3 separate regions of the Homo sapiens genome follow, and all the other regions are linked to region 2. Evidence: chromatin loops called from intact Hi-C (ENCODE). Cell type or tissue: CD4-positive, alpha-beta T cell. All regions are shown on one strand.

The links. Peaks named below come from ENCODE experiments on the same cell type or tissue, not always from the same donor. Only the 100,000 strongest peaks of a DNase experiment are listed, where the experiment ranks them.
Region 1: a loop joins it to region 2, with 11 times the contacts of the local background. A loop is called at or near these places in 8 of 110 quality-filtered maps.
Region 3: it touches region 2 in a loop (6-fold over the local background); 5 of 110 quality-filtered maps call a loop at or near these places.

The regions. Positions count from the first base shown.
Region 1 is chr4:121,821,887-121,824,386 of GRCh38, reverse strand. CCNA2 (cyclin A2) reads left to right here and starts at 504. Exons shown (of 8, transcript NM_001237.5): 1 at 504-971; 2 at 1,741-1,984. The coding sequence starts at 759. It overlaps BBS7 (Bardet-Biedl syndrome 7), which reads left to right. Exons shown (of 19, transcript NM_176824.3): 19 at 1-58. RefSeq lists enhancers at 656-725, 916-965. In CD4-positive, alpha-beta T cell, CTCF peaks have their summits at 1,326 and 1,545; DNase peaks (open chromatin) are centred at 386 and 1,436; H3K4me3 peaks cover 1,815 bases; H3K27ac peaks cover 297 bases.
Region 2 is chr4:122,576,908-122,579,407 of GRCh38, reverse strand. No RefSeq gene overlaps it. Among named protein-coding and RNA genes, the nearest start is that of IL21-AS1, 41 kb to the left of the region's middle. In CD4-positive, alpha-beta T cell, CTCF peaks have their summits at 1,173, 1,379 and 2,396 (motif pointing right); DNase peaks (open chromatin) are centred at 797, 1,387 and 2,377; H3K4me3 peaks cover 1,091 bases; H3K27ac peaks cover 1,017 bases.
Region 3 is chr4:122,151,319-122,153,818 of GRCh38, reverse strand. BLTP1 (bridge-like lipid transfer protein family member 1) reads right to left here and starts at 1,488. Exons shown (of 88, transcript NM_001384125.1): 1 at 1,235-1,488. RefSeq lists silencers at 1,234-1,313, 1,384-1,573 and an enhancer at 1,396-2,197. In CD4-positive, alpha-beta T cell, no CTCF peak of the experiment used is centred here; DNase peaks (open chromatin) are centred at 898 and 1,518; H3K4me3 peaks cover 2,500 bases; H3K27ac peaks cover 1,897 bases.

The sequences.
Region 1 (2,500 bases), 760 kb after region 2:
TAATTTATGCACATTATTTAATCCTAACAACCATATGACTGTAGTTATTAGTCCCTATTAACACATAAGAAAACGGAGAATCGGAGATACTGAAAAACGTGCCCCAGATTTTAGACCTTTGGAAAAAGTCACTTAAGCTAACTAGACGTCCCAGAGCTAAAGGCTGGGCAACCCAAATGATAGTCGCCAAAGTTTAATTCCGTTTAATTCCCTAAAAGGCTTAGAGTCAGCCTTCGGACAGCCTCGCTCACTAGGTGGCTCAGCTTAAAATAATCGGAAGCGTCGGGCCCTAAATCCTACCTCTCCCCGCCCCGCGCAGGCGTTTTCTCCCGCCCCAGCCAGTTTGTTTCTCCCTCCTGCCCCGCCCCTGCTCAGTTTCCTTTGGTTTACCCTTCACTCGCCTGCGACCCTGTCGCCTTGAATGACGTCAAGGCCGCGAGCGCTTTCATTGGTCCATTTCAATAGTCGCGGGATACTTGAACTGCAAGAACAGCCGCCGCTCCGGCGGGCTGCTCGCTGCATCTCTGGGCGTCTTTGGCTCGCCACGCTGGGCAGTGCCTGCCTGCGCCTTTCGCAACCTCCTCGGCCCTGCGTGGTCTCGAGCTGGGTGAGCGAGCGGGCGGGCTGGTAGGCTGGCCTGGGCTGCGACCGGCGGCTACGACTATTCTTTGGCCGGGTCGGTGCGAGTGGTCGGCTGGGCAGAGTGCACGCTGCTTGGCGCCGCAGGCTGATCCCGCCGTCCACTCCCGGGAGCAGTGATGTTGGGCAACTCTGCGCCGGGGCCTGCGACCCGCGAGGCGGGCTCGGCGCTGCTAGCATTGCAGCAGACGGCGCTCCAAGAGGACCAGGAGAATATCAACCCGGAAAAGGCAGCGCCCGTCCAACAACCGCGGACCCGGGCCGCGCTGGCGGTACTGAAGTCCGGGAACCCGCGGGGTCTAGCGCAGCAGCAGAGGCCGAAGACGAGACGGGTAAAGGGATGCGGGATATCTGCAGGAGGGTGGGTCGAGCAGGGTTTGGCATTGGCTTAGCAGGCAGAGAAGAGTGGCGAGAAGGCATGTCCTGGGCTTTTGGAAGGGGGCCAGGGTCTGGAGTGCAGTTGGTGCTGGTGTGTGGTTTGCCACAGTAGGAGTTCTCCCATATTAGCATCAGGACCCCGCCAACACTGTGTGTATGCTGCCGGTCTGCTCTCTATAGGGGGCATCTGCCTGTACATAATGGGGTCAAACCAAGCTCTAAAACGTGTAGTCTTCGCTCAGCTCCGCGCCTTTCTCTCCACTTTTAAACCCCAGGCACTGCTGTAGGACTCTGACCCCTATCCTCCTCACGCTTAAGAGATGACCTCTACTTTAGAAAAGCGTGTACAAAATACTTTGCTTTTGGCAAATTCCGCCATTTTAGCCGGATTTGCTCTGTTGCTCCACCCTCGGGCGACAGTGGTGAACCAACAATTTTTTTGCTGTCTTTCCTAAACTTGTCACGTATTGGCCTGTCACCCGACCCTTCTTGTGGCCCTGATAAGTTTTGCATAATTCCACCTAGTGTTATCTATTGATAGCCTTTGTGGGAATGCCTGTGACAAATGGGAACATCCCTTCTCTTTTGAATACTGAAACTCTTCTTTGTCCCAGAAAGTTTAATTCCTGATAGAGTATTTGGGAGAAAAAGCAAAGGCCAACACCCATAAGAGAAAGAATGCAAGACTAGTAGGCTCAAAGCCAGTTATTAATTTTTTTTTAGGTTGCACCCCTTAAGGATCTTCCTGTAAATGATGAGCATGTCACCGTTCCTCCTTGGAAAGCAAACAGTAAACAGCCTGCGTTCACCATTCATGTGGATGAAGCAGAAAAAGAAGCTCAGAAGAAGCCAGCTGAATCTCAAAAAATAGAGCGTGAAGATGCCCTGGCTTTTAATTCAGCCATTAGTTTACCTGGACCCAGAAAACCATTGGTCCCTCTTGATTATCCAATGGATGGTAGTTTTGGTAAGTTTTAAGGAAAATCTGTGTGGAATTACGGTAATTATAATTATTAGATGATATTAATGATTTGCATTTTAAGATGTCTTATGTAGTCATTTTGACTATAGTGAGTTAGGTTTAATGTAACAAGGCTTAGAAAGGATGTGACTTATCTCAGATCTCACAGCTAACACTTGACTTGGTGACATACAAAAAGATCCTTATCCAGTGCTCTTTCAGGTTCACTGCCAGTCACATCAATCTAATTATAATTAGATCTTAAATGCTTATTTTAATCTGATCCCATAAATGTGTTCTTGGTTGGGAGAATAGATTTCAGTTTTATTTAACTCACTTATATATCACTTAGTGCTATTTGAAGATGCAGTCTTAAATATTGTGATTACATAACGTCTCTTCCAGTTTTATAATTTTGTTTCTATAAAACCAGTCTGGATTAGCATCTGATACCAGAAAGTGACACTTTTCCTCCTACAAGTAAATAGTTGTACCATGGCTGTTTACTCTTACCCATGTATT
Region 2 (2,500 bases):
TTCCCCATTTCTACCAGACACATCCACCAGAATGTTCACATTCTGAGATAGAAAAGACTCTTGGCTCAAATCAATGAATTTCCAATGGTATAACTTAGGAGCCATGATAGACTGTGGGAGAGGCATTTTTGTCTAGACATTCAAATTTATATGTGTCTATATATAAATTTAAAGTTATAACTAAAAACTATTTGTGACCTTGGTACTATATTTAACAAATATGCCAGTCTGTTTTTGCGATGCTGATTTGGTAGCTTGTTTAATGGCACCACTGCATCAGGTGAGGCTGAAATACTTTGTTTCTTACAAGGCTTTGCACATGCCCATTTTACTTTTGAAATCTTGTTGCCATCAGCTTCTGTCCCCAGACAGCCAAGTTAAGCTGGTTGAGTTAGACCACAGTAGGTTAAGATTTTAGGCTTGCTTGAGGGAGCTCTGCCTCCCCCTCTCTAGGGGCTTTATGGCAGTTATCAGCCAGCAGTTGACAGTAACACAAATATCTACGAAGCATCTATAGCAGCATGGAGTCACCCATATGTTAAGGGAGAACTCAACAAAAACGTGATTTTCAGTGTTGTAAAATCTGCCCCGATTGACTGCCTAACTTCCTCCCCTTCATCCCGTTTTAAGAGAAATGAGGCTTTTTGTCTGATAAAGTTCTTTCTTTGCCCACATGAAAGAAGTGCGTATGTCTCTGTGGAGCAATTAATTGCAAGCTTGTTGAAGAACAGTTGTCTGTGGAGACAACCACAGCTTCGGTTTTCAGGCCACCAGCCCCTATGGCTGTCTTTCTTCCTACCATCTGTTTAAGCAGGAGCAGTAGTTTGTGCGAACTCCAACTTCAAGCATGTCATTTCCGAAACCACAACAAGTCTCTTAAGCTTCCTGAACAAAGTGCTCAGAGTGGAAAGCCCTGAAGTTCTCTTGGGCCTCCTAAAACCACAAAGCTAACTACTGAGCAAAGCCCCAGAGCATCCGAGCACAAAGTGCCTTCCTTGGAGCTCATCATAGAACATGAAAAAGTTATTGAGAGTATGATTAAGGAGGGGTGGGCAGTGTCTGCCCTCTCCGCTTAGATTAATAACACCATCTAGATAGTCTGCACCAGTGATGGTTTACAACCTTTACAAGCACAAGGACCTACTTGTAATATACAATTTTAAAATAATGGCATTATTAGTAGACTCTAATTAAGAAAGTCTGTAATAACTAGAAGCTAATGTGAATTCAGTAGTTCTTTTAAATAAATTTATATTTTACTAGTTATAATAATCTTCATATTAAATATTTTTGAAAAATATTGGTACATTTATTTGCACAAAACATTTTTTCACTACTGAAACGATCCCTCTAGAATCGAGATTCACGGACACTTTGCAGTAACTCCATGGCCCACTAGAGGTCTCACCAGAGGTTAGGGGAACTAACTAGGTGTAGTAACAGGTCTGCAAGCTCTCATGGAAGAGAATCAACTATACATTTGGATAGTTTCAATGCAATTGAATGCAATATTTCAATTTTCAATAGCAATATTTATTTATGGATCTAGGATTTCTGGAATTCCTCTTGTCATATAATGCCAAGAACTGTGTATCTCTGAAGATCAGTTAAGTTTTCTTGCTCCAGGCAATGGAAACTATATAATTCCCTGCATTTCCAGTTTGCATTAGCCATAATTTAGAACTAAATGCAATGCTTAGTTGTGGTAATCACCTTGTGCCAAAGTCCCTGTACTGTTTCTGCTCCTTCCTCAAGATTGTTTCTAGTTTGCCATCTTTATTTTTCTAATGTCCATTTGACTGTGATATTCATTGTAGCTCTCCTTGTCTCATTGAAAATAGATGGACATAAATTATAAACAAACACCCTCTTTAAAAGGCCCTCGTCTGTCTGTGAGTCCCCAGGGTAGCTAAAAAGGGTAGAATGCCCTGCATTTCTGGGCCACTAAGCTATTCTGCCAACATCTCCTCTGCTAAATGCATACTATGGACCATGTCATCCAATTTCCTAGGCCACATTTCTCTGAGATGATGGGGAGTACAGGGTAGGTACAGTGGTGGCTGAGCAATGTGACTCAGTATCACAACACCCACCCTACACAGGCCTGCAAAACAAAGCAAAGCAAAACCTCGTCAATTCTAAGAAATGTAAGAGACCTAACCAATGTCCATGGGCAGCAAAAGCTGCTCCTGCAGGTGCCAGGGGCTCTCCCCAACATTCTCATGCCAAACTCTCCTGATTACTGCTCCAGGAAACAAAAACTTTCCTTCTTTTCTATTTTATTTTTTAATCTGAACTGTTGCCTCTTTCTTGTTCCAGCCTGTCTCCTTTACTCTCAATCTACCTAATTTCTCCAAAGGACTAATGCCATTTTACCACTGGGGGGCAATGCAGATAAAGAAATGACGAATTAACAGGCTTGATGCTCTAGGCCACAAAGTTTTAGTTGTAAAATTATTCTGTATATTGTGCTTTAAAAACTTGTTTTTCTCCATGATGT
Region 3 (2,500 bases), 430 kb after region 2:
CTTCCAAAGACTCCAAAACCACTGTACTTAAGAGCATGAGTTTGGTAATCAAAGGTCCTAGAGATCAAATCCTATGTTTAAAACATAACTCAAAATGCACATTGAGAAAGTTTCTCTCAAACTGTTGGGTCCTTGCCGGCAAGAACAGTGCCATAATGTCCTTCCTGGCATACTTTTTATCAAATGAAAATCTTGCAAAATCACAGGGTGCTTGGGAGTTGGTATGGCATACTGACTAAGGGACTGCAAACGAGTCAGATTACCTGGTTTCAGTCACAGCTCTGACTTTGAACATGTTACTTTGTAGGTCTATTCTGTTCTTTCATCTAGAAAATGGGAATAGTAGACTTTACATTATAGGATTGTTTTGATGATTAAATGTGATAATATATGCACATAATTATATGTACCACTCAATAGTTACAAAGTATTCTGGTTATTCATCTATTTTTATACTTTGTATATTTAACTTGGAATAAAACAACTTCATTGCTATGCACAGGGTGAAAGCAGAAACCACTAAACCGGTTGAAACTTACAGGCGCTTAGACAGTTATAAAGCCCATGATTTCCTTAAAAAGGAAATTCACATGAACTTTTACCTTTAACAAACGTCAACACTAAGGCCAACAGGAAGGTAAAAAAAAAAAAAAAAAAAACGACAACAACTAATACTCTCCGGAAGAAAAATCAACTTCTCTTCACCTTCCTTTGACCAATAGGAAATTCTGCTGAAACGTAGTCTTCTAGAGTGCAGTGCAGCAAGCACCAATTCAGAATACAAAACACATCAATCCCAGAGAAGAAAGCGGGGGTTGTTCCAAGGCTTCCCCGCCCTCGGTCAACCGACCCTATATTAAGCAGCATGGGGTCTACTACAACCCAGTGCAGCTGGCAAGGCTGCAGTCCGAGCCTGCGGGTGCACGGTCCTTCCTGCCGAGTCCACACACCAGCAAGTGGAGCGCCTTACCATCACCCGCAGGAACTGCTCCTGTATCAAAGTCCCCAGCCATCCGACTGCCATGGCCCTTCCAGACTTTGCCACTGACCTCCAACCCTCGGTTTATAGGTGCCAGGGCTGTAGGTAAGGATGGCAAAGGAATATGAAGGAGTCGCCGCCGCAGGCAGCCACTACTAAGCCAAAGCTCTCAGACTCCGACCAGGTTGAGTTCCAGAGACACTGGAAAAAGGGGCTGACGACCTCAACCCCGTCTGGCCCGGCCCATCCCCTCACCTGGGCGAGTGCCGAGGCAGCCCGAAATCCCTCTGGCCTCTCTCCGGGGAACGCCGAGGGCCTTGGGCGGCGGCAGGGGCGGCGACGGCAGCAGCACCGAGCCGGATGCAGCCTGCGAAGCTCTGCCGGTGCCCACACCCTTTAGCCCCGCCGCCCGGGGCCGCCGCCCAGGTCCAGACCCTGGCCGCAGCCACCGACACCCAAGGGGGCGGAGGAGGAGGGGAGGGGTCCCAACCGAGGCCGGGCGGCACTGCGCCTGCGTCAGGCAGCAACGTCACACGCCAGCGTCGCCGGCGCCTCGAGGTGCGCCACTCAAGCCCTGCCCAGGAATCCGGCGGCGTCCCGCCCTGTTTCCTCCTCTCTGGGCTGCAGAAGGAGCCAGAACCCTGAATTTGAAAATCACTTTGCTACCCTAACAACCCAAAGGAAAAGTTAGTGCCTTCCTGATAGCAGGAGACAGATAAGCCCACTTAGGAGACGGAGGCTAACGAAAAAGGAGCATCGGATGGGTGTATGACGTGAAATGAGTCCTTAAGAAATAGAGATGCTGTTATGACATGATCAATAAGAGAGCTCGATTGTGTGAAGTGCTGCCACGCTGAATCTCTCAACTAAGTCTATTATTATGCTGATGATATTAATGAAAAGTAATTTGCTGCTCCTCTTTTTAAAGAGAAAGGCTCTTAATATTATTTAGCGGGTGAACCAAGGCAAACGACTTCTTGGAATTAGAGGAATGTCGCAGATATTTATTTGTCTGCGCTATATACTAGCAATAGTAAACAGTGTTTAGCAGGGCTTATTGACTAATCCTTCCAAAATCCTGTGAGGCTATTCTCATCCCCGTTTATCTCCATTTCACAAATTGAAAAACTAAGACACTGAGAGGTTAAATAACTTGCTAGAGAACCAGGGTTTGGACCCAAGAAATGTGGCTCCAAAGTATTACTGTATACTGCCTCTGAAGTTCCAAATGTCTAAATCTCTAGTTCTGACTTCTTTCCGGAGCTGAGGTACTTACTACAACCTTAATATTTCCACATGGCTGTTCCACTCTCACCTCAAAAGGAACAGATATGAAACCAAATTTAAGATAATGCCAGAAAACACACGAGGTACAACAATTAACTGTTATTGCATATAAGGAAATAGAGGCCCAGACAGAAGTGGTTTATGGAAGGACTGGATGAAAACCAAAAGGAGAAAAGCATGCACTGTCTTAGTTACTTCCTTCTGCTACCTGGACACTGGTACTGGCCTTATGTC